2 separate regions of the Mus musculus genome follow, and region 2 is linked to region 1. A link is a loop called in an ENCODE intact Hi-C map of the cell type or tissue named here. Cell type or tissue: left cerebral cortex. All regions are shown on one strand. Links, peaks and the distances in the headings refer to the core of each region. The heading gives the core; the rest is flanking DNA. Region 1 has its middle 38 kb from the start of Gm34297. Region 2 has its middle 81 kb from the start of Gm34297.

What was found. Hi-C counts contacts between places; a loop is a spot of excess contacts. Peaks named below come from ENCODE experiments on the same cell type or tissue, not always from the same donor. Only the 100,000 strongest peaks of a DNase experiment are listed, where the experiment ranks them.
Region 2: it touches region 1 in a loop (2.0-fold over the local background); 2 of 42 quality-filtered maps call a loop at or near these places.

Annotation. Positions count from the first base shown.
Region 1 is chr10:98,491,203-98,507,412 of GRCm38, reverse strand. No RefSeq gene overlaps it. Among named protein-coding and RNA genes, the nearest start is that of Gm34297, 38 kb to the left of the region's middle. In left cerebral cortex, for the core only: no CTCF peak of the experiment used is centred there; DNase peaks (open chromatin) are centred at 5,340, 5,767, 6,872 and 7,213.
Region 2 is chr10:98,610,007-98,626,216 of GRCm38, reverse strand. No RefSeq gene overlaps it. Among named protein-coding and RNA genes, the nearest start is that of Gm34297, 81 kb to the right of the region's middle. In left cerebral cortex, for the core only: no CTCF peak of the experiment used is centred there; a DNase peak (open chromatin) is centred at 6,845.

The DNA.
Region 1 (16,210 bases), core at 3,250-11,249:
TTTATACACATTAGATGAGAGCATTGCTCTATAGAACACTATTCCTTGGCAAGACACAAACTCTTCAGTGTAATTTTACCTTTGAAGTCCCTTGTGCATATTTTTGAGACAGTTCATTGGAAACTTTACCATTATTTCTACAATTTAGATAATAAAAATATAAAGTGCTTCTCAAATAACTAATTTCAGGAGTCAATTCTAGTCGACTCCATGCTGAAAGTGAAATGTGTTTAATTTTTATGTTTGGTTGGGGCCCTGCTCAGATAAAATATTACCTAAAACTAGAATCATGACAAAACCCACATAATCAGAAATATTCATTTTCTCAAAAAAGCCCTACTTATTTGAGATGGTAGCTGGTAATAAAAATGGCTAATATGAGTGCAATGCTTACTGTGATCTGGGAACTTTACAACACTTTAAATTACTTCTCTTTCAAATGAGAACCTCCATACGTAGAAACTATATAAGATGAGGAACCTGAACCATGTCCTCACGGTGGCTAATTGACAAATGGAGATTGAGATATGTTAGCCACTCTTCTATCTTTGGTTGTGAGCCTAGCCTTTAACAGCTTAGCCATCTCTCCAGCCCTTGTAATAAGAACATATGCTCCACTATGTTCATAGCAGCCTTATGTATAATAGCCAGAAGCTGAAAAGATCCCAGATGTCCTTCAGCAGAGGAATGGATACAGAAAATGTGGTACACTTACACAATGGAGTACTACTCAACTATTAAAAGCAACGACTTCATGAAATTTGGAGACAAATGGATGGAACTAGAAATTATCATCCAGAGTGATATAACCCAATCATAAAAGAACACACATGATATGCACTCACTGATAAGTGGATATTAGCCCAAAAGCTCGGAATATCCAAGATACAATTCACAGACCACATGAAGCTCAAGAAGAAGGAGGACCAAAGTGTGGATGCTTCAGTGCTTCTTAGAAGTGGGAACAAAATATTCACAGGAGGAAATATGGAGACAAAGTGTAGAGCAGAGACTGCCCTACCTGGGGATTCATCCCATATATAGTTGCCAAACCCCAACACTATTGTGGATGCTGGGAAGTGCTTGCTGACAGGAGCCTGATATGGCTGTCTCCTGAGAGGCTCTGACAGAGCCTGACAAATACAGAGGTGGATGCTTGCAGCCAACAATTGGACTAAGCATATGGGGGAGTTGGACAAGGGACTGAAGGAACTGAGTGGGTTTGCAGCCCTGTGGCAGGAGCAACAGTATCAATCGGCGAGTCACCTCCCCTCTCCCCCAAACTCCGAGGACTGGACCACCAACCAAAGAGTACACATGCAGGAACCCATGGCTCCCGCTGCATATGTGGCAGAGGATGGCCTTGTTGGACCTCATGGGGAGGAAACAGCCCTTGGTCCTATGGGAGTTTGATACTCCAGTGTAGGAGAATGCCAGGGCAGGAAGGCAGGAGTGGGTGACTGGGTGGGGGAGCACCCTCATAGTGGCAGGGGAGGGAGGATGGGATAAGGGGTTTCTAGAGGGGAGACCTGGAGAGAGGATAACATTTGAAATATGACTAAAGAGAAATCCAATAAAAAAAATCCAGTAGTTACAATTTTGCATCACTAACAGTGAACTTCTCCCAACCTTCTGCAACCACAACAGCATCATGTTCAGGCACACCTCTGAAGTTCCTCTGGGGTGTACCTCCTTTGGTTTCAGTCTCCAAAGCTTGAATTTAGATTTCGATGAGGTTGGGGTTGGGTCTTGGTAAAAATTTCAGAGCAAAATCCCCACTCGTAAACTTTTCAGTTCTGTGGAATGAAGTTCTGAGTGACAGATGACACTGGGCCATCGTGCATTTGTTACTGGGAAACAATTTCAATGTGACCGCCATGATGGCAAGGGAAGTCCTGACATACAAAATAGGGAAGCTGGGAATTCATCACAGTAAAAATGGGTGGTTTACACTTTGATCTAGCAGGTAACTTCGTTGCAACATTTTTCAACGTATTGAGCAGAAATAAAAAAAAAAAAGAAAAGAGCAAGGAGTCTTTCCATGATTATAATACATCAGGCATATGACAGATGACGAAAATTAAGGTGGTTGGTTATTAATTAGAAATATAACTCAAGAAAAGTAAATTATAAATTTACAGAGATTAAAATGATGAGCCACCAAACTGATACCTCAGAAATGATAAGGAACCCTGGAAACGGTGGCATATCGTAGCAGGACGAGATGATTTGGCTCAAGGTAGGAAGGCTGATGCTCTTTTCTAGAAAAAGTAACAGCTTGTACGTCAGAAAAATCACTAAAAATGAGCTGATATGAAAGTGGGGTTTACAGGCGTTTATATCATTGGATATAAAAAAAATAGAAGTGAAATTATGAATTCAGTTACTGAGGAAGGTCCTGAAGCCTTAGCCCAGAACCATCTGCAATTCTCTCTCTCTCTTTCTGTGAGTGTGTTGGACGAGTGAAGCTTAAGTTGTATTAAGTAAAGTAATTCTATAATTCTATGCCTAGATGTTGAGAACATGAACCATCGTGTATGATGGCAAGATCACCTATCAATATTCTTGGGGTAGAAAAGAAGCTTATATACTTTACACCAACCCTTCTGTGATTGAGGAAGGCTGAGCCAATGGTAGGGCTGCTGTGTGTATAGAACGAGAAAGGGAGAGAACACAGTGGCCAACTAAGCATGGTGTTGATTTAACCTTCATAGGAGATAGTGAGCAAACACATTTGTTTTACATATCATGAGCAAATACACAAAGGTGACTTCAGTGTTTGTTCACGATTACAGAATCAGGAAAGGCTGCACATGGCTTCAAACTTGAGCTTTCTTTGACTTGAGTCCTTTTTTTTTTTTTTTTTTTAACACTTACATATTAACCATGGCATAGGCTAAACAGAAAGGTCTAAAGGAAAAAAAAAAAAGAATATTCACCATGAAGCTTAGCTGCAATGAGAAACAAGAGGAAACTTTCTTTAAAACATGTGAGGGAAAAACAAAACGAAATAAAACAAGGCAACCAAAAGAACAGCAACAGAGTTCTCTTGGAAAACTCCCTACTTCCTATTCCTTCTCACGGGAGAGTGGAATTTATTTGTTTCAGGATTTCATAGAGTTTGTCCTTGACTTGCTTTCCTTCAGTGTGGAGAGACACTTGAGCTATTGGGGATGTCCTTAGATGAGCTAGTAACTTGTGATGTATGGGGGAAATCCTCCCATTTCCCCAAAGCAGAGGTCTAGAAGCAAGTTGAATCCTCCCCACCCTCTTGGGATATGACCATAGCGTCTACAACTCATAGAACAAGGAGTCATTGGAAAAGTGAATAATGACATCATGTTTTCTATGTTTCAGGGTCTGGGACTTTCTAGACGCAATAATTAATCGTACCAAGCATGAAAAGTACTAGCTTGAATTTCTATAAGAATATGATGAAGTGTTTTAATGTTGTGTTATTTAACCTTCAAAAGAAAAAATTTCCAGCTGCTAATAGTGTGCAGACCAGAGGGGTTGGGGTGGGGGTGGGATAAAACTGAATGACATTTCAGGACTTTAAGGGACTGTTTTTCAATAATACTGTGTCAAGTTGAAAACTGTCCCTACACATCTCCAGAAGATGCCCTTGTGCTAATTAATCTCTGGGTTCTGTGACTGTTAGCTTTCAAAAGGACATCTAGATGTGGTTCAGGCACTACATCCAAATGACCAGATCCCAAGTGGATTTTCTAGATAGACTTTTGATGTTACCAATTTCTTCCTTGTATGTTTTTAATGTGTATGTGTGCATGCTCCTGTGTACAAGTGTAGAGTCATGTACCATAGCACATATGTGGAAGTCAGAGGTCAACCTCAAGTCTTGGGCCTTGCTTTCTGTTTTGAGGCAAGGCCACTTTTTGGTCCCTGTTGCAGTGAGAAACTTAGTTAGCCTGGGGATGTCTGGAGGATGTTTTCATCTCCCTTTTTCTTATTTACTGTAGTCAATTTGGATTACAGATAGGCATCGGTGCCTCCAGTTTACCTGGGTTCTGGACAACTTGACTATGTGATTGTTTCTACGCTGGGTGCAACTTTAGATCATCAGATTAAGATAAAAAAGTAAATGACTCATTTTCACCATTGAGTTTGTGGACGAATCCATATATATTCTAATTTGAATCAAATGGCAAAACCAATTTCTTTGAAGGAACAGTTTTTGCTATGTTAGTGTTCAAGGCTGGATGAAGCTGCTAAGTTCGTGCCTGGTTCCCATTCTGCTTTCCAGTTTGCACTGCAAATGAAATTTCAGAAAGACTGTTTTCTTCTTTGTTTCTCTGGGAGTTGGCCCAGGAATGGTTAAAAGAGTCCCCTTCACTAGTAAGTAACATCGATTGTGACCCAGAGTCACATTGGAAATCCAAGACTGAGGCACCAACTGTCAGTTCTCCATTGCCCTACCTGTCATTCAGTCAAATATACTTTCTCGAGGTTGCTCAGCCTCTGCTTTTAATTCTAGTTTCCATTCATGCTACAGAGGAGACGCTCACTGGCTTGTCTGGTGGGCATTTGGCTTGTGTGAGTTGAGATTCATGAGTTCATTGGAATGAAAGGAGACATGGGCTAAAACCAATGCAAACATTTTTGCTGATGCTTGAAACAACCTTAGGACCAAAAAAAGTTTCTACTTGAGTTTCCCTTGGGACTAGGGACTGAGAAAGATAGAAAATAGCTATTCTTGGAAATCCAGCTACTGGGCAAGTGCCACAGGCCAAGGGACTGAGAAAAACTTAAAGTCTCCTCTTCTGTCTAAAAGCAGAGCTCATTCTGATAGGAACTGCTAGGCCAGGCTTTAGAACTTTTGATGGCAGCTGAGGGAGGAATAAAAAAGAGAGACAGACTGAGAGACAGAGAAAAGAAAGGAGAGGAGAGGAGAGGAGAGGAGAGGAGAGGAGAGGAGGGGAGGGGAAGGGAGGGGAGAGAGGAGAGAGGAGGGAGGGGGAGAGGGGGGAGGGGAGAGAGGGGAGAGGGAGAAAGGGGAGAGGGGAGAGGGGAGGGGAGAGAGGGGAGAGAGGGGAGAGGAGAGGAGAGGAGAGGAGAGGAGAGGAGAGGAGAGGAGAGGAGAGGGAGACAGGAGAGGGAGGAGAGGAGAGTAGAGGGAGAGAGCACTGGGAAGAGAGAAAGAAAACTAATGGCTCATGGAATCTAGTCCCAGAATAGCTGCCCAGTTTAGCTCTCCCTTCTGAACACTGCTGATTTCCTGGAAGCCCTCTCTCCAGTTGATGCCTGGTTATTCTTGTGTATTTTTTTCCTAGTAGAAATTATAGATGTTATTAAAGGATAGGGTCTGCCTTGATGTTTTTAATTGCAACAGGCTATAGTGGTTTAGGATTTAAAACATTGTTTCAGTTTCTTTAAGAGTGTTGATAAAAATTCAAGTGCTGTAATTACCTGGTCATGCTGAGCACATTACAGAATCGTCCTGCAATTGTAGGTAATTGCTTTGACACCTTTCCTTCAGAAATTGTTTAGTTTCAATGACCACTTTTTATTATCTTTGTCCTATCTCAGTATGATGCTACAGCGAAAGTTTTATCCTCTGATTACAGAAAACTTCAGTTTTCTAAGATGCTATATTTGCTGCTTGGTGAGTCACACGAAAAACCCTCAAGCTCATAAATGCTGTTCAAAAAAAAAAAAAAAAAAGAAGAAGAAGATCAAGGGGAAAATCATGGTCACAAACTGTGCCATCTCTGAAAACCTAAAATGGGACAAAAGATGGAGCATCTTTGTTCGGGACTCGTTTGAACCTGGCTGTTCTTACCAGGCTGACAGATGGGTAGAGAATTCACATTGATTTTTCCTAGGCAGAAGAGAAGCTATATACATTGGATCATGTGCTATTGAAAAACCTCATCTTTGGCTTAGGAGGTTGCTCAGAAGGAAAGAATGATTGCTGCCATAAGCATGAGGTCCTGTATTTAAATATATTATTCACAATATCTATGCACATATAAACACACATAGACACAGACACACAAACACAGAGACATACACATATATATACAAGCACACACAGATACAAACACAAATACACACACTTACAAACACTCAAGCACACATATGCACACATACACACATGCACACAACACACACACACACACACACACACACACACACACACACACACACATTCACACCCATCTCATTTAGCCCAGGATAACCTTGATCTCGAGATATAGCTCACTATGTAGTTGAGTCTTTGAACATCTGATCATTTGGCCTTCTCCCTTTTGATTGCTAGGATTGTTGGCATGTTCCACTATGCCCAGTTTTTAACAAGATCCTGTGCCTGTATGTCTTAAGGTAGTAACCCAAGTAGGAAGGAAGACAAGAATATTTGAGAGGATTTATTTCAAATGGTAAAGATGGGATTAGACCGTAATGGTAAAATGGGCAGAATTAAATGAACTAGGTAATGTGCGTACATAGCAGTGTGCAGTAGATAGGCATTGTTAAAATGATCATTTTGCTTGAACTTTATATTATAGTAAAGCCATGAAGTCATTGAAACAATTTGGGAGTGAAAATGGGAAGTAGCACAAGGTGTAATGACTATTTTGATAGTCCTTGTCTTTGAGTAGAAATACTTTCATGGGGTCAAGAAATGAAAGAAGAAATGTGTGTTGATCGTATCAGAATCACATGTCTTGGTGTGGTTTTGTTGGAAAGTTAAAAAAAGTATAAAGAATACTCATCACTTCAAGTCACTTGCTCTCTCCCCTGTGAAGTCCCTCAAAATCCAAATGACACATTACTCAGAGGAGAAGAGAGGGATTTGAGCATCCATGTGGGAGAAACTGCTGAAAATGAATGCGCTCCTTAGTTGGGAAACTCCATGTATGGAAATACTCGGAGGTTGTTGACAGCCAGCCATCAGAATAGGGAACACTTTGTAGGAATCATTTCCCAGTCAGCTGGAAGGATCTGTGCGAACATTCCTCTCAGGTTTACCTCAGACACCCTACACTTACCGAAACTTTTTGTTCTCTCTTTCTATAATTCATGAAGGAGGCATATATGTTCCCCAGCTACCCTTCATCACTAAATTTGGGTTCTGAAAGTTAGACAGATGAGGGAATGTCAGCATCTGCTTGGGTTAATTCTGGAGTCGGATAGTGTTAATGCTGACAGGGAGCTGCATATAAGGAGAAGCATTAGAAAAGGACACGTTGTAGCTGGGAATAAGCTTGACCCCGTTGCCACCCAAATTGCATAGCTCCCATTTTAATCATTCCCTGAGTAAATGGTAGAAAGCAATTATAGTAAGTGCTCAACTTCATCACTTCGCATCTATACACAGACCCTTGAGGCTTCACTTATATATTTCATCAAATTATTCATGATTATCCGCCTTGCGGAAACACATCTCTCCTGAAAAGATCTGTAAATGGCTCTCCTTCTCGTTTTCTGGCTTGCTAAAACAATTGTTCTGTATTTCTGGGATTTTCTTTCTTTCATTTTTTTTTTCCATTTTGAAAAGATGTTCCTTTACTTAAATACAAAACACATGTACAGCACCCAGGTATCCAAGTTAGCTTAAAATTATATGGCATCTTCCCAATTACAGTTGAATGTATCTCTAAGCGCTGAAAATAAAGGGACATACATCCTCCACAGGGAGACATCACACTGAGAGTTGCATGTAAATTCAGAGTTATGCATGTATTTAGTCTCCTTAAGTTAGGCAAATAATTTAATCAATCACTATGAATAAATGTTGCTCTTATATAACTGACTTCCTATTCTGAACCAACTAGCAATACAATTCAGAGAAACATTATTAGATCCAGTCACAAAATGATACTGGAAATGAAATTATTGTCAATATTCTAGATGATTAAAAAGTCTATTTATAAGTAGATGCTGTATCTTATGACCTATCATAGCAAAAGGAGCAGTTCAGTTCACTGTAAAGAAATTTATTTTCTTTCTTGTTTTTTGTTTTTTTGTTTTGTTTGTTTGTTTGTTTTCGAGACAGGGTTTCTCTGTGTAGCCCTGGCTATCCTGGAACTCACTCTGTAGACCAGTCTGGCCTCGAACTCAGAAATTTGCCTGCCTCTGCCTCCCAAGTACTGGGACTAAAGGCATGCACCACCATGCCCAGAAATTTATTTTCTTAATGTACTTTATGGAAGTTTGAAATTAAAAATAGAAAAGAAACATTAAGATTAAAAAACCCTACTCCATTAAAAAATGAGCTAAACAAAGAATTCTCAACTGAGGAATACCGAATGGCTGAGAAGCACCTGAAAAAATGTTCAACATCCTTAATCATCAGGGAAATGCAAATCAAAACAACATTGAGATTCCACCTCACACCAGTCAGAACGGCGAAGATCAAAAATTCAGGTGACAGCAGATGCTGGTGAGGATGTGGAGAAAGAGGATCACTTTTCCATTTCTGGTGGGATTGCAAGCATGTACAACCACTCTCCAAGTCAGTTTGGAGTTTCCTCAGAAAATTGGACATAGTACTACCAGAAGATCAAGCAATACCTCTCCTGGGCATATATCCAGAAGATGTTCCAACTGGTAATATGAACACATGCTCCACTATGTTCATAGCAGCCTTATTTATAATAGCCAGAAGCTGGAAAGAACCCAGATGTCCTTCAGCAGAGGAATGGATACAGAAAATGTGGTACATTTACACAATGGAGTACTACTCAGCTATTAAAAGCAATGACTTCATGAAATTTGGAGGCAAATGGATGGAACTAGAAATTATCATCCAGAGTGAGGTAACCCAATCACAAAAGAACACACATGGTATGCACTCACTGATAAGTAGATATTAGCCCAAAAGCTCGGAATATCCAAGATACAATTCACAGACCACATGAAGCTCAAGAAGAAGGAGGACCAAAGTGTGGATGCTTCAGTGCTTCTTAGAAGTGGGAACAAAATACCCATGAAAGGAGTTACTGAGACAAAGTTTGGATCGAAGACAAAAGGATGGACCATCTAGAGACTATCCCACCCGGGGATCCATCCCATAATCAGCCACCAAACCCAGACACTATTGCATATGCCAGCAAGATTTTGTTAAAGGGACCCTGATATAGCTGTCTTGTATGAGGCTATGCCAGTGCCTGGCAAATACAGAAGTGGATTCTCACAGTCACCTATAGGATGGAACACAGGGACCCCAATGGAGAAACTAGGGAAAGCACCCAAGGAGCTGAAGGGGTCTGCAACCCTATAGGTAGAACAACAATATGAACTATCCAGTACCCCCAGAGCTCGTGTCTCTAGCTGCATATGTAGCAGAAGACGGCCTAGTCAGCCATCATTGGGAAGAGAGACCCCTTGTTCTTGCAAACTTTATATGCCCTAGTACAGGGGAATGCCAGGGCCAAGAAGTGGAAGTGGGTGGGTAGGGGTTCAGGGCAGGGGGGGTATAGGGAACTTTTGGGATAGCATTTGAAATGTAAATAAAGCAATTATCTAAGGAAAAAAAAAGAAAAAAAAAAGAAAGAAAATGTCAGCTAACCTAAGCCAAGTAGATACTCAAAAAAAAAAAAAAAAAGATTAAAAAAACCTTATCAGTTGTTTTCAGAATGACATGCTAATTACAAGTCATTGGGTGTTCCATAGTACAAATAGCTATAATTCGTCTTTTTTGTCATTTATTTATTTACACCACAGATTTTATTCCTTCCCTCCACCCCATCCACCCTCCAACTGTTTCACATCGCAGACCTCCTCCTCAGCCCCTTGTTTCCATGAGGATGTGCTCACCCACACTCCCACCAGACCTCTAAACTCCCTGCAGCCTCCAGTCTCATGGGGGTTAGGTGCATCTTTCTCTGATTGAACTTAGACACGACAGTCCTCTGCTGTATGTGTGTTGGGGGCCTCATATCATCTGGTGTATGCTGCCTGGTTGGTGGTCAAGTGTCTGAGCAATCTCAGAAGTCCAGGTTAATTGAGAATGTTGGTCCTCCTACAGGGTTGCTCTCCTCCTCAACTTCTTCCAGCCTTTCCCTAATTCAACAACTACTGTATTCCAACAAAAGGAATTAAGTTTTTCTCCATTATGAAAACTATGTAAGAAAGCAAATTTTCATTTGGAAACAAAATAGCATCATCATGAGTGCCACCAGATGCCTCTCATATAGACTGGGATCACCTCAGGAGTCTTGTGTCTTACTAATCATGACTTATGCCTCCATGCTGCAAAGAATCATTTCAATGTGTGGAGGGTTTCTTTTAGTCAGTCATAAAAGTGACACAGTCATTAAAGCCTGCAGACCACAACAGCAAAGGTTTTGACTTTTGAAAAGAAAATGATTTTTTTTGAAATTGAAATTATTATTCTTATAAAATTGGTAATTATGATCATTAAAGAAATAGAGAAATAAGCCATCATCTGTGATCTGAGTCTTCTGACTCTTGCTCCAATTTTAATAATGAAACTATCTGCCTATAAAACTTTTTCATAGACTCTGCTAGTCAGAGTCTAACACAGAACTTTCAAAGATTTTTATACTAACCAAAGCTCTACTAACCAAAGAGATTCTACTAATGAAAGTTTGGGTTTGGGAGAAAAAAATCATTTAAGAGGCAAGCACACTAAGGTTTTACTTATATAAAACTTATATATACTTATATATAAGGTTTTACTATAGGAAGCTTCTTTTATTTATCTTGGAAATCAAGACCACAGCTTTACAGGAGTAGAGTTTGAAGAGAACCTGTGAATTCATTCTCTCCAAACACAAGCCCTATATGATCTCATTCCAGGGACAAAAACCTTATGGTCAGCTTTATTGGAAATAACTTTTGCAAAAGATGACCTTTAATCCTAGGTTTTATTACTGTCAAGATCTGCGACTTCATTGTGTGACCTGATTGTGTCCTCCCATGTGACTGACAGTCTATCCCATGTCAAGATGATTTGCACATTCACACAATTGACCCCAAGGAATGAATAACAGATGACTCAGTCCAAACCCATGCCTACTCCTGGAAAATGTGGCTCACGAATGCATTCTTTATTCAGAGATATTTTGTAGCGTTTTATAGGAAGGAGGTCGGCATATTACTTGAGAAAAGATTCATGTCACATTTTGTTTAAAGATTTGTTTCACTATTTCAGAGTCACACTTCAGTAGGCCGGAGTATAATAGCTTTTTCTTGGCCCTTGAAATGATTCCTTCCCTTGTGCTTCTTGGAGAATTGAAATGAGTTGTTCACAGACACCTGTGAGCATTAAGGAAAAATGACCCAGTTCTTGAATAGTGCCAATATTTCCTTCTTAGTCATTCTTATCAGGGTAAGTGGAAGCCATTTCTCTGCAAGAAACTCTACTGAACATTCTTTCTGTCAGGTCACACACTCAAGCCTGATCAGCCTCTGGTTTCACTGAGGCATCTTTATACGGAAGTGTCTCCTTCTTTCTCTCCCACCGGCACTACTACTGTGATAGTTGATCTGTTTTTATTCCATAGAAGTCCGTGTTCCTTTTCACCCCTTACTAGGATCTGTGTGGTTCATCTGGACCCTTACTTTAAGATTTACCATAGGAAGACTGGAGAGGCAGCTCAGCAGTTAAGCACACTTATTGCTCTTGCAGAAGGCCTGGGTTTGGGTCTCAGCTCACGACAACTAGTAACTCCAGCTCTAGGGGATCTGGTGTCCTTTTCTGGCCTCACTGGCACCAAGCACACATGTGGTGCACATATGCACATGGAGGCACTGATGCATGGGCATAAAATAAAAATATTAAATCCTTAAAAAACCCTTTACACTGAAGATACCCAGTCTAGTGCTGAAAAATAGATATAAGTACGACGGTAACAATGACTAATAAAAACTGAGACCACGAATTTGAAAGAAAGCAAGGGAGAGTATGTGGGAGGGTTTGGAGGAAGAAAAGGAGGGAAGAAATCATGTAATTATATCATAATCTAGAGGTAAATATGCAATCTTGGGGCTGAAGGATATGGGTCATTCTGTAAAATGTCTTTTGTGCAAGCCCGAGGCCTGACTTTGGGTGGATGATACTCAAGTAAAAGAAGGTACACAGCTCCTATGTACATAACACAAGTACACACACACACACAATCACACACACACACACACTATACACACACACACTATATACACACACACACACACACATACTAAGAATAAATAGGTAGCTTAAGGTCATTTGAACACAGAGTAGCTAACCTAAGACTGGTTGCTACATATGCCAGATATGGTTGTAATTTTTTACACATATTAACCCACTTAAACTACAATATTTTCCAGAAAAATGTGTTACGAATACCTCCATTTACAAGTGGAGAAACCAAGGAAGAACAGGGTTTCATAATATGTTAAAAGTTTCCTAGGTAGTATATTGTAAACCAGGTCAGGTCCATATATATATGTATATAATATATTATATGTATATTTGTAAAATTTGCAAGACTTGAAAGGCATGTTTTCAAGAAACACTGATTAATACAGTCTACTCCATAGACAATATGTTGTGCTAGTCTTTGGAATTTCATTAATCTGAAAATTTCTATATAAAGACCATTAAAATTTGTAGTTTCTTTTCATGGAAAGAAAAAAAAAAGAGACAAATCTACAAAACCATTTTCTCTCTAATTGAGCTCAAATCAGCAGCCATACATCCTAAAAGTGTTAAGTTATGTTATTTTTGAGAAATGATGTGACATGCCCTAGATTTCAAATGCAGATGCTGCAGACAACCGAGTAAATTTCTGAATCAAAATCGCTATATAGGACATTAACAGGCAGGAACTGGGGTGGAGAGGCAGTACCCAGCTCTGTGGTTGGGATCCTGTCTGGAATACTGCCACCTAGCGATGCTAGTCCGTCATCTGCCCCCTCTTCGGAAGAATGCTCCTCACTGTGGCTTCTTCCCCCCTTCGCAGATATCCTAGTAACGGATTGTTCCTGCAGGGTTTTAAGGCCACCCACCCATGCTTTATAAACATAATTTACAAAGGAGGACAGACCGGTAGGATTGTGAAAGAGAGGGAGATGAACAGCAGAGGATTTATCAAGAACTCGTAAGCGCCCAACAGTCATGTAGATTGAAGAGAGGAGAAAAGCATGGAAATTAAGAATAACGGAAATAGGGTGAATAAAAAAATATTCGAAGAGAAGACGAGATGAGGAGGGATTTCTTCTTGTTGTTGTCTTGTTGTAAAATGAGAAATAGAAGTTAAAAAGTGGAATTATGAAGTTAGTAAACAAACAAACAAACAAACAAAAAAACCATAGGGACAAATACCAGTACGTATAAAGAATGACAGAAGAAAGCAGCCGAATAAACTTAGCTATTAATGAGAAGACTTGAAGGTCTCTTTTTAAAAAACAATAAAAGCAAAGTGTCACATTGGTTTCTCTTAAGTATAGTTGAACATTTCCAGTATCCTAGAGGAAGAAGTCATTTCTCTTGCTGTCTCCCCTGTGTAATGCTAATGGCCTTGTTGGATCTTGCCACTTGCTTCATTAAAATACTGGACACCTTTTGTGCTCTTGAGTTGCTGTAGAATCCACACACAGAACCCAGGGAGCATAGGGCAGCCCATCCCGAGAATTTATTTAGGGAGTTCTGGTTTTCTAGCATTCTTTGTAATGCTACTAAGCAGCTAGCCATATTTTGGGAATATACATTGAGGAAGATTATCAACTTTTAGTTATTTTTGTAATTCAAATCAGGGTCACTAATATATAAAAATGACAGCAATAGTGGTTGTGATAATATATTTCTCTGTTCATGTTTTAGAAAACACGTAACTCCACATTATCTTCTGTTCTCTGAACAGCCACATTGTTCAGTCATGGCTAGGGGAACCAGTCTCTTTTCTAGCCACGACATTTGAGCTTCGAGTATAGAGGACCTCTCCAAAGTTCTTACTTACTAAATGCCTTTTTATAGGATCACAAAACTGGGAAATAATGTTTTATTTTCCCGTAAAATTCAATAATGCTTGAAAATGACATGCATGACGCTGGGAAAGAGGCATTGTTACCTCCTACATGGCTGGGAATGTCTCTGGAGGAGGCCTGCTTGCTGCCCTCTAAGTTATTTCATGCATTAGAAGTTTTCTCTTTGGACCGTAGGAGCTGAGAAGGAACACATTCTTCTATGGTAAGATTCGGTTTATTACCCTTTCCAGTGTTATATCTGTGTGTACTTATAATTAAAGTACATCGGTCATATAACTATTTGAATGTCTTGTCTGACAAAATAAAAACCTGGCAGGGATAGAGGATAGGCCAGATATTGAAAGAAGCTTCATTGATAAGTTCTTTGAAATGGCACATTGAAAAGAGTCCATTCTTTCAACTATTGAATCAAAACGTGATTTGTTATCAACGTGGTGTCAAGTCGTATATGCTAAGTGTTGAGGACAGAAGCTGGACACCACCCTGTTCTTATAAAAGGTCTAGCTTCGACGTGAATGCAGGAATATCCATCCACTTAGCTTTTATGCCACAAAGGCTACTTACAACCACCCACGGATGACTCCAGGTCAGAATTACCTTTGTTCTAGTTCAGATGAAAGTAGCCCTATGGCAGATCCTCCAGTAGGGGACATCTCCCTAACCTCTACAATTGAAAACTAGGACACTTACCTTTGGTTTTCAAAGGAGTACTGTTTGACTTCTATCAACTTGCTTTTAGTGTGAACCAGAAAAAAAATGACCTAGTTGACTGGTTTAACCAAAAATAGATTGAAACAGTCATGTAAATTTATAGGAAAAATTTTGGTCAGTTCAACTTGCTTTTCCCAGACTCTGTCTCTCAGAGCAGCAACCGTCAGTCACATGTCCCAACTTTGTAGATGAGAAAACTGCTGTATAGAAGGGAAAACAGAAGCGATGAAAAGATAAATTAGAATTTTTCGGTAATCCAGGCAAGAAGGTTAATGACTCATTTCAGTTGGCGGCTGTGAACATTGAGAGAGAAGATAGAAGCTAGCAATAACCAATGTAAAATTTGCAGTGATTGGGAATGATTGTTAGAAAATTAGTGAGGGAGGGAGGAAGGAAGGAGAGAGAGAGAGAGAGAGAGAGAGAGAGAGAGAGAGAGAGAGAGAGAGAGAGAGAGAGAATGTGAGTAGTCTAAAATTGTTTCATCTCCAAGAACATTGTCCATACAAAGAAGAATCATTTGAGGAGGCAGTAGGAATGTCAGCCCTCATAACCCAACAAGATTAAACTGATTTTCAAAAGTGAGCATGATGTTCTATTGGAATCTAAACTGAGATTGGGATAGTAGAGCCAAGGACCCTATAAGGACTAGATGGATTTTTGGGAGAAAAAGAGCAAGCCAGTTCACCAATATAAGGAAAGCAGGGGGTGGGGATGGAGGGATGAGGGATGAGGGATGAGGGATGAGGGATGAGGGATGAGGGAGGAGAGAGGAGGGAGGAGGGAGGAGGGAGGAAGGAGGAGGAAAGCCTTCAGTGCAGTAGGAATGCTGTTTCTGTCAGAAGAGCATTACAGTGGAGAGGGAGCCGTTTGAAGGTGATCTCTTGGTAGTTGGAGGTTTTCCTCTAGTAAACTGGAACAGAAATCAGGAAATGAACTACTATTATTGTTACAGTAATCATTACTGTGACTTTATGTAGGATATGACAAGCAGGCTACAGATAACCAGAGCCTGTGAGACTCCAGCTACTCAATCAACACAAAACACTCGAGACTAGACATATTAAAAATGGATTCCCTGGCCAGTAGGGCTGGGGTATAACTTGAAATATCAAACATATGTTAATTAGAAAAGAGATTAATCATCCTCAGAACGCCTTCCACATTTACCATATCAATCCTCTCAATAGCCCCAAGGTAGGTATCAGTATTCCCCCTTCAGGTTTTTCATATAAGGAAACAGAAGGTGAAGTAAAAATACTTGTTCAAGGACTAAAACCTGCTCAAGGTCACAAGTTTGTTCAAGGTCACAAGCTTGTTCAAGCTGGAACTAAAATCCAAATATATTCTCAAAAAATGCACATTAAGGACAGTAAGTAGAAGATGTAGTCATCTCTTGAAGAAATCATTCTCGTTGTTAAGGTAGGAATAGCAGAATGTCCATGTCTAGATTTATAACCCATGGGATCATCTGGATGTGCACCGTTGTCCTGATTCTGTAGTGATTCTGTGATGTCTGGAACAGAGTTTGACTCTTCAAATCTGT
Region 2 (16,210 bases), core at 2,819-10,818, 120 kb before region 1:
TATTGTGCACACACTCTGTTGCAGGCATTGAACACTATGGATTAGAAATATCTATATTCATTATCTTAGCTTTATAAAATAGAGAATGTAAGTCTGGCTTCATTAAGAATGTAATAAAGTTTTAGACATTAAGTACCGTTGCCCATGGTCACACAGTCAGTGAAGAGGTGCAGCCAGTGTTCAAATCCCGCCTTGCACACTCTTCTTTTAGGTGTGTAAATGGAACACTGACTGGGGCTATCTAGTCATAAGGATAGGATAAAGCTGGTCTGGAAACTCCAGCCGAATTTCATTGAATTCATGAAAAACAATCCAGTTTTTCTTTACCTTTTATGGAACCTGATATAGAAAGTTGAGGTTGGAGGAGAACCCCTGGAACTTCACATGCAGAAACTGATGCTACAGGTCAGACCACAAATACCCTTGCTGCTCATAGTTGACTCATAATCACAGCAGCATGCTAGGTGTCCAAATCTTCAGTGGACCATTCTGATACTATTGTGTACCTTCAAATGTCCAGACTGGAAATCTGCCCACTTCTCGGTGATTCAACTGTATCATTGAAAAGGCTTTTTAGCATCCCTGGCAGAATCTTCTCGTAAACCTTGGGTGCTTTTAACTCCCGTGGATTTTGTCATGCTAACATATTCTCTCAGTAGACTTCTGCCCATTATGTCTTTGACTGGTAGGTACTTCATTTTCTTTTTACAAGTGGGAAGATACAGCTCTATGGTGCATGGTATAAAATGCGGTTGTTAAAACCAAGAATGATGGCCTGTCAAGATGATCTATATTGTCCATCTAATTGGGAATGTTGTCATTAACATAAAACACTCTACTCAATGCAGGCTTTATGTAGCTATTAAATAAAAACAAGTAAACCTGTGCATTATTATTGGTACCCTGCAAAAGTTGACTGATGCTGGATGTTTGAAGCACTGACATTTTAGTCCGGCGGTACCCATCATGATGTTGTTCAGGGATGGTTTGTGTTTATATGGAATAGAATCTGAAAGCTTCTCAAAGAGAACTAAGCACCTCCTGCCAGCCTGGCCTGGCTTGCTGTTATCTAAGAGACTATTGCTCCTTCCACCGTGGCTAAACTTTCGAAAGCTGCAGAGATAAAACACCAGCTGGGGCATTGCTGCCTGAAAACAGGACAGTAATTGTAACAGACTCGGTGCCTTTGTGAGTTTATTTTAAACATCCCTTAAAAAGAAGGGTTTGTAATTTTCCTTCAGATTACAAGCTGACATTTTGAAGAAGAAGAAGAAGGAAAAAAAAAAGTCTAAGGGAATGCAGCACGTCTGTCTGGTGGCAGCTGATAATTACCATAGTGTGAGTGGGGCTCGATATAACCCAGGCATTTTAAGAAACATGGCTGATTACAGTGCTGCAAGAGTAACTCGGTTCGGGAATTTTGCTTTGTTAGGCAAATTGAACTGTCCTGCATCACCAGTTTCATCTCTCTCTCGCTTCGGATGGTTTTCAACTAGGAGCCACCTTTATATCGGCACTGTCAGGGCTGTTTTATGGAGGGTCTCCAGGTGAAACTCAATAGGAAACACTGAAAGTCTTAAAGGGAAAATCACAAAACTGATTCTTATCTGGGAAAAGTCCTGGCAAGGTCCACTTTGCAGTAGTGGTTTTTGCATTATTTAAAATGTTTGCTTTAAACTTTATATACCCCAGTACAGGGGAACGCCAGGGCCAAAAAGTGGGAGTGGGTGGGTAGGGGAGTGTGTGTGTGGGGGAGGGTATGGGGGACTTTTGGGATAGCATTGGGAATGTAAATGAGGAAAATACCTAATAAAAATATTAAAAGGAAAAAAAAGGAAAAAAAAATGTTTGCTTTACAGAGGACTGCCTGGTCTGGCCTCAGTGAGATAAGATGCACCTAACTCTTGAGAGACTTGAGGCCCCAGGGTATCCTCTTAGAGACAGTGGGAGGAGGCATGAAATGGGGAGCAGTCAAGGGTGGAACAGGAGGGGAATGAAGACTGGACTGTAAAAAAAAAAAATTCCCAAAATAAATAAATAAAATAAAATGTTTGCTTTAAAAACATTTAAAAAAAAAAAACAGAGAAAGACGAATAATTTTTAGCCATACTTGACCCTCCCCCCAAATACCACACTACTTGCCTTTGATATGTGTCCCCTAAGGGAATTTACAGTGAAGGGTTTATGGTAAGTATACAGAAGGAGTGAGAGACAGTGGTTCCCATGAAAGGAAGCTAACTATGGTCAAGGAATATTTTCAACTGCAATCATCAAACACACAGAGATCACTTTTAAATGAGTTGCATAGTAGTTGCATCAATAATTGTATGTGTGTGTATGGGGGTGGGAGGGGTTCAGACAGAGAGAGAAAGTCAGAGAGACAAATATATGACCAGGATATTTCTGAGCACTTGAGGTTTGGAAGTCAGTCAAAGGTGCACGTTGGCCAGAATGCAGGTTTTAGTAGTTTTCCTCGATATCTTTCTGAATCTTACCTTATCAAGCTTACCAACTGTTACTTCTTATGAGTTAATACTCAACTCTAAGTTTTTAGTTCAAGAAATACTTCAAACTATCCTTCCAAAAAAATGTCTAAAAATACTTCCAGTCAAGAAACAGAACCAGGCTTTGTGGGGTCCAAAGCCCTCTCCCTCTCTACAATGGAGGCAAAGTTATGGATATAAATTGAGATCAACTGCCCTGGAAAGATCCTGAGGGATCTTGAAGTCGAGTTCCATTTGCTTCTAGTAAATCCATCTTTACTTGAGAAAGAGCCAAGATGGAAAACAACCCACAGTTGAAACTCCATTATTTTTGTGTGTTTACAATACTGTTTAAGACAGAGAGGGTGTGCTATTTCTTTGTGACACTTTCTTCCAATAGTCATTGTTGATGCTACTCTATCTTTCCTTAAATTCTATCCCCCGTCCTATCTAGCTCATGTACAAAGGGGTATACTTTGTGTCCCTGCAGCTACCTTTCCAACGTAGCATCTGCAGCACATAGTTAAGGTTGCCTTGTGTTAACATAGCACTAAGTTAGTATTGACAGCTGAATTGTGGTTCCCAAATCCCATCCCAGTTTATGTGATGAAACCCTCACTCCTTTTCTCTCTCTTTTTTTAAAAATGTAATTTAACTTTTTATATAAATCTGTTAACATTTAATAACATATTTTGAGCAAATAGACATGTCACATTCTTCTTTTTCTTTTGTACCTCAACTCCTCCCAGAGAGCCCCCCTTTCAAAACTTGCAGTATCTTTCATTTTTTATCATATTCTTTAAAATGTAAAGACTATTGTAACAATAAAAAATGAGTATTATAAAAGTTGTTTGATATAAAACAACAATCAATTGAACAGTCTTATGTAGATATTTGTCTACAGCAGCACTGAAAATACATACATTTTTCTCAATATAAATATTAAATAACTCCAGACATATTAACTGTATGATATTTTAAAATAATATATCACTATTAATTTTTAATGAACATAAATAGATAAAGTATTTTTGTTTATTTGTTTTGTTTTTAGTAGAGCTTAAAATCTTGTCTCTTACTGTGGTACAAACACAAAATAAGAACAGTTTTTGGACATTCGAGCTCATGGTAATAAGGCTGAAGGCTTTGCTTGATATTTATAATTATTGTATCAACTTTGAAGAAGAGGACTTTATAAGTTATTCTTATTCTGAGATGAATGCTTTTCAAAATCATCACAGCCAATGAACCAGAATCTTACCCTCACCTAACGTCTGTGCCACCCTCCAAGCAGAACCATTGTTCATTGAAACAGTTGATGAATGACTTCATGGATAGACCATCTTAATATACACACCATTTCTTAAATGAATGCAACCTGATCCCTGTGGGCTGAGAATGATGACAATCACTCAAGTCAAATAGCTTTGACCATAGCAGGAAATCTGTATCCAAAAATCATGCCTACAATTCATTCCTTGGCACAGCAGAACTGTCAACTCAGCTTACAGGGGTAAAATCCTTTGGTGATGTGAGGGACATTCAAGAAACCCTCACTCCTATTGTTGAAATGTGACCTTAGTGGGAGATACATGATTTAAAAAGGTAGCATAGAATAAAATAAAGCAAGGTGTCGTTATTAGAGGGAGAAATTTGAACATACCAGAGATATAAATGCAGGTAGCAGGTGAAGAGGCATCAAGTAGACCACTATCTTTAGATCAATAAGAGAGCCCTCAGAGAAGACTCACTGGGTTGGCACCTCAATCTTGAACTTACACTCAAGCTTCCAGAGATAGGAGAATATAAATTTCTGTTGTTTAACACAATGTGATTGGTATTTCTCAATTATTATAATTTTATTCTATTACATTCCAGTCATTGGTCCCTTCTTTGTTCCCTCTCCACAGTTCCTCATCCCATTCCTCCTGCCCCTTGCCTACAAAAGGGTACTCCCCCCAGGCCTCCTCCTTCCCTGGGGCCTTAAGTCTCTTGAAGATTAAACACAATTTATCCCACTAAGGCCTGTCCAGGCAGCCCTTTGCTATATTTGTGCCAGGGTCCTTGGACTGGTTCATGTATACTCCTGGTTGGTGGCTCAGTCTCTGAAAGTTCCCTGGGATCTGGGTAAGTTGAGACTGCTGGCCTTCCTATGAAGTTGTTCTCCCCTTCAGTTTCTTCGATCCTTCCCCTAATTTAACCATAGGGGTCCGGGACTTCAGTTCAATGGTTGGGTTTAAGTATCTGCTTCTGTCTCAGTCAGCTGCTGGTAAGAACTCTCAGAGTACAGCCATGCCTGGCTCTGGTGTCATAGCATCAGTAATAGTGTCAGACCTTAGTGCCCTCTCATAAGATGGATCCCAAGTTGGGGCAGTCACTGAACCACCTTTCCTTCAGTCTATTCTCCATTTTTGTCCTTGCAGTTCCTTTAGAAGTCAAAGTATCACTATTTGCAGATGATATGATAGTATATATAAGTGATCCCTCAAATTCCACCGAAGAACTCCTATAGCTGATAAACAACTTCAGCAAAGTGGCAGGATATAAAATTAACTCAAACTGTAGCCTTCCTTTGCACAAATGATAAATAGGCTGAAAAAGAAATTAGAGAAATAACACCCTTCACAATAGCCACAAATAGTAAAAAATATCTTGGTATAACTCTTTCCAAGCAAGTGAAAGATTTGTATGACAAGAACTTCAAATCCCTGAAAAAAGAAATTGAAGAAGACCTCAGAAGATGGAAAGATCGCCCATGATCATGGACTGGTAGGATTAACAGAGTAAAAATGGCTATCTCGCCAAAAGCAATCTACAAATTCAATGCAACACCATCAAAATTCCAACAAATTCTTCATAGACATGAAAAAAAGCAATATTCAACTTCATATGGAAAAACAAAAACAACAAACAAACAAAAAACAGGATAGCCAAAATAAGTCTCAACAATAAAAGACCTTTTGGGGGAAATTAGCATCCCTGACCTCAAGCTGTACTACAGAGCAATAGTGATAAAAACCACGTGGTATTGCTATAGAATCAGACAGGTACATCAGTGGAATAGAATAGAAGACCCAGAAGTAAACACACACACCCATGGATAATTGGTTTTTGACAAAGAAGCCAAAAGCTTACAGTGGAAATAGAAAGCATCTTCAATAAATGGTGCTGGTCTAACTGGCGATCTGTATGTAGGAGAACGAAAATATATCCGTAGTTATGACCCTGCACAAAACTCAAGTCCAAGTTGAATAAGGACCTCAACATAAATCCAGACACACTGAATCTAACAGAAGAGAAAGTGAGAAGGAGACGCAAACTCATTGGCACAGGAGGAAATTTCCTGAACGGAGCTCCAGTGTCTTAGGCTTTTAGATCAACAATCGATCAATGAAACCTCATGAAACTGAGAGGCTTCTGTAAGGCAAAAGACACCATCAACAGGACAAATTAGCAACCTACAGTTTGGGGAAAAAACTTCACTCACCCTACAGCCAACAGAGGGCTAATATCCAATCAAAAATAAATAAATAACTCAAGAAGTTAACCTCCAAAAAACCAAACAACCCAATCAAAAAAAAAAATGGGGTATAGAACTAAACAGAGAATTCTCTACAGAAGAATCTCTAATGGCCGAGAAGCACTTAAAGAAATATTCAAAGTCCTTAGTGATCAGGGAAATGAAAATCATAATAACCCTGAGATTCTACCTTACATCAATCAGAACGGCTAAGATAAAAAACTCAGGTGACAGCACATGTCGGCAAGGATGTGGAGAAAGGAACACATTGCTGGTGGGACTGCAAACTGGTACAACCATTCTGGAACTCAATCTGGCGGTCCCTCAGAAAAAAGGAAATAGTGAGGAGTATTTTTTTTTAAATAATCTCTAGTGGGCTAGTACATCTACCTACCATTTATTCAGGAAGTTGTTACCATTCAACATCTTCACTTCAATGTCTTTTAAAACATATTTTTGTTTCCTTCCTTCCCTGGGACAAAAAACGTAGGGAAAGGGGATAGTGCTGAAATCAAATTAGTGTTTTGATATTCACCCAATATTCCTTATGTTGCTGAAGAGACTGAGGTCACCTTAGGATTCCTAGCCTCATTAATACAAAAATACTTAAAAAAAATTGACTCAGAAGCAAGGTTGGGAACGATTTTTTTTTTTTTTTTTTTTTGAGTTTGTAGAAAACTAACAGACCAGGCAAGCTGGAAATGTCCACAGTTGTGGAGCCGAGTGGGTGGAGAAAAGGAAGGAACTCCCGCTCTTTGAGTTTGGGTCCAAGAGAGCTAGTGTGCTCAGCATGGAGGCCTGGAAACAGCTGCATGGTGGAAAGGGAAGGGAAACTCAGAGAGAGAGAGGGTGGGAAAGCTCAGCGTGCCAGGGAAAGATGCTTGGGCAACTGGCCAGTGTGTGAAAGGGAAGCATAAGAAGAAGTGGAAGAAACAGTTACACTTTCTTTGTGCGCTAGAGCTCTCTTATAGGACGCCAGAGAAGCCAATGTTCTAACCTTTGGAGAGCAGATCGGAATGTCGCGTCTCCACTCAAGGCCAGAGATTTCGCATTCTTTTGACCAGGAGGATGTAGCTTTCCATCGCTGGGCCTCAAGAAAGTCTTGGAATTGGCGTCTTTTCCCATTTTAAATCTACGGAGAATCAACGGTTGCTCCCTGTACCCTGGATTATTTGCTGCCAGACCCTACCTGACCTTGGGGGTTGGAGGTGAGCTGGCACAAAGTCAACAACACAGACTCCGGGAGGAGATGAGAAACGCTATAGCTGCTGCTAGCTCCTTTAGTACCCTCCACCTGTGCCCCATAAGTCCCAAGAAAGCATCTCTTTTAAACAGCAGTTCTCGATTATCTGGCATTGTCTGCGCCAGCAATCCTTGGTCTCTCAGGCAGTCCTCAATTAGGTCCTCCTACAAGAGACGCCTTTGCAGCTGCTCAACCCCTCCCGACCCCGCAGCGTTTAAGTAGAGGTAGCCTCCACTGTTCCTCTTAAAAACTGTGCTCTTTTCCTTCCTAGTATTACCACCGAAATGGGATGTGCTGTCAAAAGCCAGTCATGAGGGAAAGGTATTCAAGGCTATTAGTCTCTCTCTAGAACTATAAGAGAAGAAAGAGTATTTAGAGAGAAGCTTATTTGATGAAGGGTGATAGCTATATGTATCTGGGGTATAATGATAAGATTTAGACAATAGTTATGGAAACTTGCTAAGGGGCAGTACTAGATTCTCTTCTAAGATTGTGACCTCACTAGCCCAGGGTGGTTGGTTAGGTTTCCAATATTCTAGTACAGGTGTGATTTCCCACCTGTTGAATGGTCCTTAAGTCTACTTAGACAGCCACAATCATGTGAGTGTCACCATTGTACCTTTACAAATATCTGTATATCTGTAATGAACATGCCGGTCATTATTTCTGTTCATAGGTTTCATAGCTGGGTAAGATTATTAATTACTTCCCTCAACAACTTGCACAGTGCTTTTTTTTTTTTAACTCTGTGAGCCAGACTGTAGGGTTGAGACTTTCCGGTTTGATCCCCCATGAATCATCTGAGTCTTGTGTGCTGTCTCTAGCAGTAGGGGCTCAATGGAGACTATTACAGTAATCTACAACTGGACACAGTGCAAAGAGCAATGGATTGTGGGGATCCCAGCCCCACTGGATACATAAGCAGCACAAGCCTTGCATCTTTGGTTTGGGGAACATGGTAGAAGAACAGTCAGAAAGATGGTCAGATCTAGAATGCCAGGAATTCTGATGGCCAGCTGCTTAATGAAATGGCTGCACACATAAGACCTAAACAAGGATAATATCGATAGACACACTACAGTGGGAGTTAGGAATTTCATGGCATCTCATTCTTAGACAAAGAATTCCAGGCAACCAATGACTGCTGAGAGGGGGAATTAACCTCTCCCGGGGATGAGCCCCTGACTAAGGTTATCCAATGCAAAGTGGTCAACCCCCAACCATATACAGAAGCAACAAAAATGGACTCAGCCGGTTACAGTTACATACTCACACTCATACACACATACACATATATGCATGGAACAATGATCAAAGAGAGGCTATCGATTTGAGAATCATAGGAAGGACAGGAAAGGCGTTGAAGGAGGGAAAGGAAATGGGAAGCTGGAGGGAAGAAAGGGAAGGGGGAAGTGATGCAATTTTATTTTAATGAAAAATATTCAAAAACTAAATGAAGTATTCTCTGTTCTTCAAATACACCAGACATTCTTTTCCTGATGAAAATAGTGAGTACTTGGTCCAAAGCATATTTTATACATGGGACTGTATGGTAGGCTATTTGACTGTTGTTTGAAATGGGAGAGTCTCTTGAAAGTAAAAAGCTCTACAGTTAGTGCTTAAAGATGAGACTCTTGGAACGCTGGTCCATTGAGTCCACTGTGCACAGGACAGAAGAGTAACAAGGCCCACAGAATCAATTTGGTAATGTCTAGGCAATTATAAAAGGCTATCCCATGAGTGTAATAATCCAGGAGTACTCATTTTTATACACAGTTGTCTAGTAAAAGCATATCAAAAGAAGAAATGAACTGGTTGTTCTTACAGGAGACCCTATCTAGCTAGCAATTCCATGTGGTAAATTGGAATTTTGTTTTCTGGGTATATTTTATATTCATCTGGAAGGGTCTTATCCATCTATTGCACTATTCACTAGCTTACCAGACCACATTCTATTAAACCAGGCTTAGAGAATTGATAGGCAAATGCTCTACCATGAACTAATAGTACCAGTGAAAAGAGGAGTCCACTTTCAAATTCTTCCTTTTCTACCTTCTCATCATTGTGGTGAAGGATAGAACCTGGCTCATGAGACTTGCTCCAGAGAGCTTTCTTCCCATCATTTATGCTCCACACCTGATCAACATCAGTCGAACTGCCTTTTATATGATAAATGTTGTGTTAGTACTGGAAATGTGGTCATATCAATAAAAACCAAGACTTCCAGCACTTACTGCATCTCCATTTCCATAGCTTGCCCATTAGTTATTTATCTCATTGGCCAAGAGTATTTTTTCCTACTTTGGCTTAGAAGGGATCTTTTTTGAACTTTCCCTAGTACTTATTTATGTGAATTTTGTACAATCTTGTACATGTACAATTAAAACCTTCCTCGGATGCCCAGTTTAGGTTTTCCAAAGAAGTATGTCACCATAATCTGCAAGCTCCTGTGTCTCCTAATTTACAACCCTGGGCATCATCACACAAATCAAAGTTACAGAAATCAGAAGAGTGTGTGCCATGTAAACACATTTAGTTCATTCTTGGTCCACAAACACAGTCGGATATGGAGATTGATGTAAAATTTTCCCCTGTGTTGAAATTCTCTAAAGCTAATTCTCTAAAACCAAACCCACAAACAAACAAACAAACAAACAAACAAACAACAGCAAATCAAAACCAACCAACCAACCAACCAACCAACCAACCAACCAACCAACCAACCAACCAACAAACCAACAATAAAAATCCCAGAACAAAACAAAGCAAACCAAAAACTACCAGCAATGGTCTATAGGTCATTGTTGTTTGATCTTCCATTTTTCTCTTCCTCTTTCCACCAATCAAGGGAAATTTGACTTGCCTGGGCTGTATGCTTGTGCCTGCTCTTTCCCTCATGATCCTCGCCCACTTGTCAACACACTTAGGTTAAGTTATCAATCTCTGATGTGCTACAGTTAGCATTCTTGCGGTTCATATACATATGTAACTGTAGGTTATGATATTAGAAGAAAAGAAACGAGGAAAACTTCCAATCTCAAGCTACCTCATCCGTTTGCTTTGTCTGCCTCTGTAGATTTTTATCCAAGAAGGGAGCTTGTAAAAAAGACTGCCCGAGGTGGAAATGGACAGAGGCAACCCCTGCAGAGGTGGCCTTACCTAACAGCATCACCTCTCAGCAGCTAGGACCCCTGTGAATTGGATAACTAGGCTGTATGGCACAATTGCCTGGAGGCTACAAAAGCTAGACATCTGACGATGCTTTCTTGTTTCAAGGATATGCCTAACCTACTTTAAAAATATCCCTTTAATGAGGACTTTAAAGGAAGTTCCTTTCTGTTATGAGGTCTATGGATCCTTAAGTAGTTAGTTTCTTTGTTGGTTTGAGCGACTTTGAAATATCATGATTCTGTCTCCCCAACATAAAGCTTTTTCCTCTGGCTTGTAAATAAATTAATATTTTAAGAAGACCCATTTTCTACTTTTAAACACTACATACTTGCAATTTCTTCATGGAGGCTGAAGGAACATTTAAACACAATTCTATGATACACATAAATACTGCTGGCAAGGCTTTTATGGATACAGATGACTCTGTAAAGTATGTACTTTCAAGAACCCTAAAGATTTGTACATCTGCATAAAGACTTAGTCCTGCTCTGTGGGGGAGGTCTGATGGGGAACATGAAATCTTTATCTGCTTCTATCCTTGTTTGACTTCATGGGAAGCCTGATGAAAAAGTCATTTTTACTCTGTGTAGATCTGCTAGACTCATAAATTCATCAAACATATGTGTCCTTATAAGGAAGTTTTAAACCAATAATTGCTTGTCTCCAATGCAATGTATCTTCCTTTCTGTGTGTGCACATGCATGTGTACGGGTTCATGAGCATGTATGTGTAGGGATTTGTGAAAATCCTCGGTGCACATCTGGATGGAGACCGGACAACAATCTCAGCTGTTGTTCCTTAGGCACTGCCTTCCCCTCTCTTTGAGCAGGAACTTGCTGACAGACCAAGTGCTTAGGAATAGCCTATTATGCCCCTCCCTCCCCCACCCCCACAGCACTGAGATTCTAAACTTATGCTACAATGCCTGACTTTTTAAAATTATGTAGTTTGTAGTGCTCAAACTCAACAAAGCAAGCACTTTATTGACTAAGGTATCTCCCAGATTTTAATATACTATTCTTTATGAGAAAGCACATTTGATGATAACTACAAATCTTTCTAGCCTATTTAGATAGATTCCCCAAACAGGATCATTTTAAAGACCTGTGATATCTTGGGTTTTAGGCTCTGAACCTCCTTTTCAACATTGTTAAAAGAACCCTGACACAGGGAGATGGGGACTTGGATTCCATGTTTCATGAGATACATCTTGTCCATGGGATAACTGTGAACAAACCATGGGGCATCCCCAAACGTTAGTCTCATATTTGCAATGTGAGAGCTGTGTTGTACTTTTATCTATACTCTTAATCTCTTCCAAGGCTGTTATTTTTCTTGTCTATTGTTTTGGTTTTTTTTTTTTTAATTTTTTGATTTGCTTTTTTTTGAACTTATTAATTTAGCAATTATACAGCATATGGGAATTTATGTCTTTATCAGGACAATTAAGTTCCTCCTCCATAGTAGCTTTGCAGACTTACTGTCTGAGGAGTTATAAGTGTTCAAAGGAAATAGCCAGGGTGTCGGATCTTTCATACATCTGTCCTTGACAGGTCAGATATAAGGACCCTCCTCTGTGGATCGTTATCATTTCCAGAGTTCATTCCTTCAAATGTGAAAGGAAGATTGTCCACTCTGCTACACTTTTGTGTGAAAATACCTATGGAGAGAAAGAACTTCATTCAATATTTAGTTAGACATAGTCAGTCCTTCAAGGATGGGGTGGGGGAAATAAAAAAGAATGGTCTGGCTTTAAGCTAAGTATTTACCTCTAGAGGCAAACAAATCTCAACCCAAGAACATTTGCATATGGCATTTAAGATGATTGCTTCTCTCTGTGTGTTGTGTTATTCCTAGGTACTTAGAACCTATCAATTTGCAAAGCCAAAGTCCCTTCTTGGAACTTATATTTTACCAAGGGTCTAAGGGATGCATGCTCTCTATAATAGTGTGTGGAAGATGAAGAAAAATCAAAGGATGAGTTTGAAGAGGAAGGTTCTGGTTTTAAATAGACTTTCAGGTAGGTTGTACTGGGAGGTAACATTTTGTGCTAGAAGGGAGGTAGGGAGGGAATTATAGGAGATAATCAGAGATATTTTCTGATCAGAGGCAAGAGAGGATGCATACATTAAAATCTCACAGTACACGAGTGACAGCTATATCTCAGAGGCTGGTGTGACTCTACAGAAGAACAAAGAAGAGGTGAGGGGCAGATTAAATAGGACATTACGTCCAATGCCTGCCACTTGCCTCTTTCTTCTCTGCTTAGTTACAGACCTATTTTCTTCCCAGACTCCTAACTGGTAAAGGTGCTTCAGGCACCGCAAATGCTGTTGCCATTTCTTCTGAGTGAGGTGGGGAGAGGCGCAGTAAAGTAACTTCTATTCTAAACGAATCAGTCCAGCGGCAGCACCAAAAATAGTTTGTGTAAGAGGAAAAGGTGAAGCTGGGTCAGCCTGTAGGAGGTCACTCCCGTATCCAGGTGAGGCCCATCTCCTAGCATCCACCTAGTACTCCAGATTACACATGAATACACCATTAGAATTGACCACCATTAGAAACACATCCTTGCCACAGCTATATGTGTGCATTTGTGTGTTTGTGTGTGTTTAGATGTGTGTATTTGTGTGTGTGTGTTTGTGTGATTCTGTGGACGCCATCTCTTCTATTTTACCATAGATAGGGCCATAGGTAGTCTCATAAGAAGTCGTTTCTCTTTGCCTGTTCTCATTTTCCTTAAATGAATCCTATATGTTACCACCATGGTGACTCTTACTTCTAAATAGAATTTTAGAAATTGAGCTAAATATTCATGAATTATTAAAGGCCATCCAGTTGTCCCACCCACACATCATCTGGTTTCTACTTTAAGAATGAAATGCATTTTTAAGTGTTTCCTTCTTCAAATAAATACCTTAATGGTTCTACTATATAAATTTTCTTAGGTACAAAGCCAACGATAAAAGAGTAAGATGGTAGATATGGGTGGTAGATATTAGTCAGATATTGCATAATTGCATATCAAAGTCCACACTGCAAAGGCTAATAGATTGGTCCTGTGAAGGCTCAATGCCCCAGTAGAGGGGAATGCCAGGGCGGTGAGGTAGGAGTGGGTGGGTGGGTGGGTAAGCACCTTCATAGAAGCAGGGGGAGGGGGAATGGGATGGGGGGTCGCAGAGGGGAAACCAGGAAAGGGAATAACATTTGAAATGTAAATAAATAAAATATCCAACACACACACATACACACACACAACAATAAAGACATTCTGAGAAACTACGGAATAGAATAGAGATGCTGTATGTGTCGATTTGTTTGTGTTTGTGTGTATGTGTGAGTCTGTGGATGCCATCTCTTGTATTTTTACCATAGATAGGATCATAGGATCTCTTTCACATTTACTAAGCAGTTCATCATAGCCACCCACTTGTTTTGGAATGCAAATAGTGATATTCCCTAGTGCAATCAGAGGCCCTAAGTAGGACATCATCTACTGGTTCCAGCTAAGGTGAGGACTCAGGTTAGACCTCAGGCTATACTTATAGACCCAGTCTATAGTCACGTGTGTGACTTACTTCCCCCAAGTGTACTTTTCAGGGCTCCTTGGAGATGGAACTTCTCATTTGAGATGGAATTTCCTCATTCGGAGTACATGCTATGTTCTAGGAGCTGTTCCAGGAAATTAAGTGCCTCTCCTTGCTCTTCTCTTTCTTCCTCACAGCCCACATCTAATCTAGTCTGTCAGCACTATGATGACAAAAATACATCCCCCATCTGACAATCTGGGATTTCCCTTTAGTCTAACCCCCACCCCCCATCAGACCAATCTTAGGCTTTTCTAATTGTCTACTGTTTGGCCTTTCCGGTTCTACCAGTGTGCCTATAGTCAGTCAGTCACCTGTGACTCAAAGTTTTGTAGGGGATTTCTTTTGCTATATCAGGAAAGTGGTCACCCTTCTCAGCTGGGAGGGTTCCAGGGAGCTCCCCTTTGGTGGTTCCTCATACCCCTTGGTGCTTCCAAACTGTCCCTTTGTAAGCTGGCGTTTGTGGATTCTTGGTTCACTCTAGATGGGTCTCTCTGCACAGGAGCCACTGCACTTGCTGGGTGTTGTTGTTTGTTTGTTTTTTGCTTGGCCATGCGCACTCGTTTCAGTCACTTCAGACACAACTCATTTCTTCTCATTATCAGGGAACTCTTCTCAAATTCACTGATCACGAGTGTGAACTGTCAACCAACCGTCAGCCCTTTATACTTGCTTTCTCATGCTCTGCTTTACTTCTTTTTATAGCCTGTAGCATGTTCAAGGTGACATGAATTTAATTGTTTATTTTACATGAATCCCATAAAATGACCAAAGGTGTATACATACATACATATATATATATATATATACACACATATATATGTGTATATGTATATATATGTATATGTATATATATATATCTGTGTGTCTCTGTGTATATACATATATGTGTGTATGTGTGTCTGTGTGTATGTATATATACATATACATATATGTGTGTATGTGTGTACATACATATATATATAAGTATGAATATATATGCTAAATTTAAATGAAATTTCCATATTCTCAAAACCAAACATGCTGTCTGATATATAATAGTACTCTATAAATATTTCCCAAACACTATAACTAACTTACTGATATTTACAGCTCTGCCTTGCGATTTTCAAAGACAAGCATCAAAAGGCCAGAACCACCTCCATTCCTGTTCCTGTCCCTTTCCCTTAAGTGCCGTGAACACAGGAGGCATTTAACAAATATTTCTCGAATGATAATTGAATAGCGGCACAGGCGCTAACCTTCGAGAATGGTTGCAGAGAGGAAATCCAGTATTATCAGTAAATGCATGGTATTTGTGGTTAGACTGGGCTATTTGGATTTTCTCTCTGCCACTTGCTGTGTCAGGCTGAATAAATCACTTAATCTCTCTGGGCCAGTTTCTTTAACTGAAAAATTAGGTTAATAACAGGACTAGGCTCCCGGGGAGGTCTGTTGTGCAGATGAAGTGAAATGAGAAGTGGACTCAGCATTAGGTCTGAACTTGTTATCAATGAGATAATCTCACTGGCAGGGTTAAGTGCTCTGTCTACTTCCTGGTAGGGCCCCGGACTTTCTTTGAGCGAAGCGATTGTCTCCAGCAAGATTTCCCATTTATGTGTTTACCCCCACTACTAAGTCTTAAGCCTCCGAGGGACAAGGTCTTAGCTTTTGAAATCTTTAAATTCCCAGAATCAACACAATGGACAGCCTCAACAAATCTGGCCTTGAATTGGAGAAAATTGAATTAGACGAGTCAGCCCTCTTTTAGGACAAGAACACTGTTATCGATTAATGTCAGTTTTAATGGTTCTCCAACTAATATTAATAAGGGACAGGTATCTGTAGTCATGCCAGTAAAGACTAGTTAGTAAAATCTGTTCATCCATTGGTTTATTGCTCTTGAATACCTTATGTAATGAGGAGCATCTTGAACTTCTTCAGATCCCCCTGTCTCCATCTTATTGTCAGGATTACAGTTGTACACCACCTTTCCCTCATGCGTGCTAAGCACTCTCCTAACTGATCTACACCTCCAGCACTCCTCCCCATGTTTGAGGGCAAAATCCATCCTGAATGAGCTGTTAAGTGAATGGAAAGGATACCTACCGGAATCGACTGTCTATGAGTTCAGGCCTTGCTCCCTTCCCTGTCTTAGACGGCTCCCATTCTCAAACACAGGCTTCCTATTGTCTCCAAAGGGGGGAGGGGGGCTTTTTTTTTAAAATCA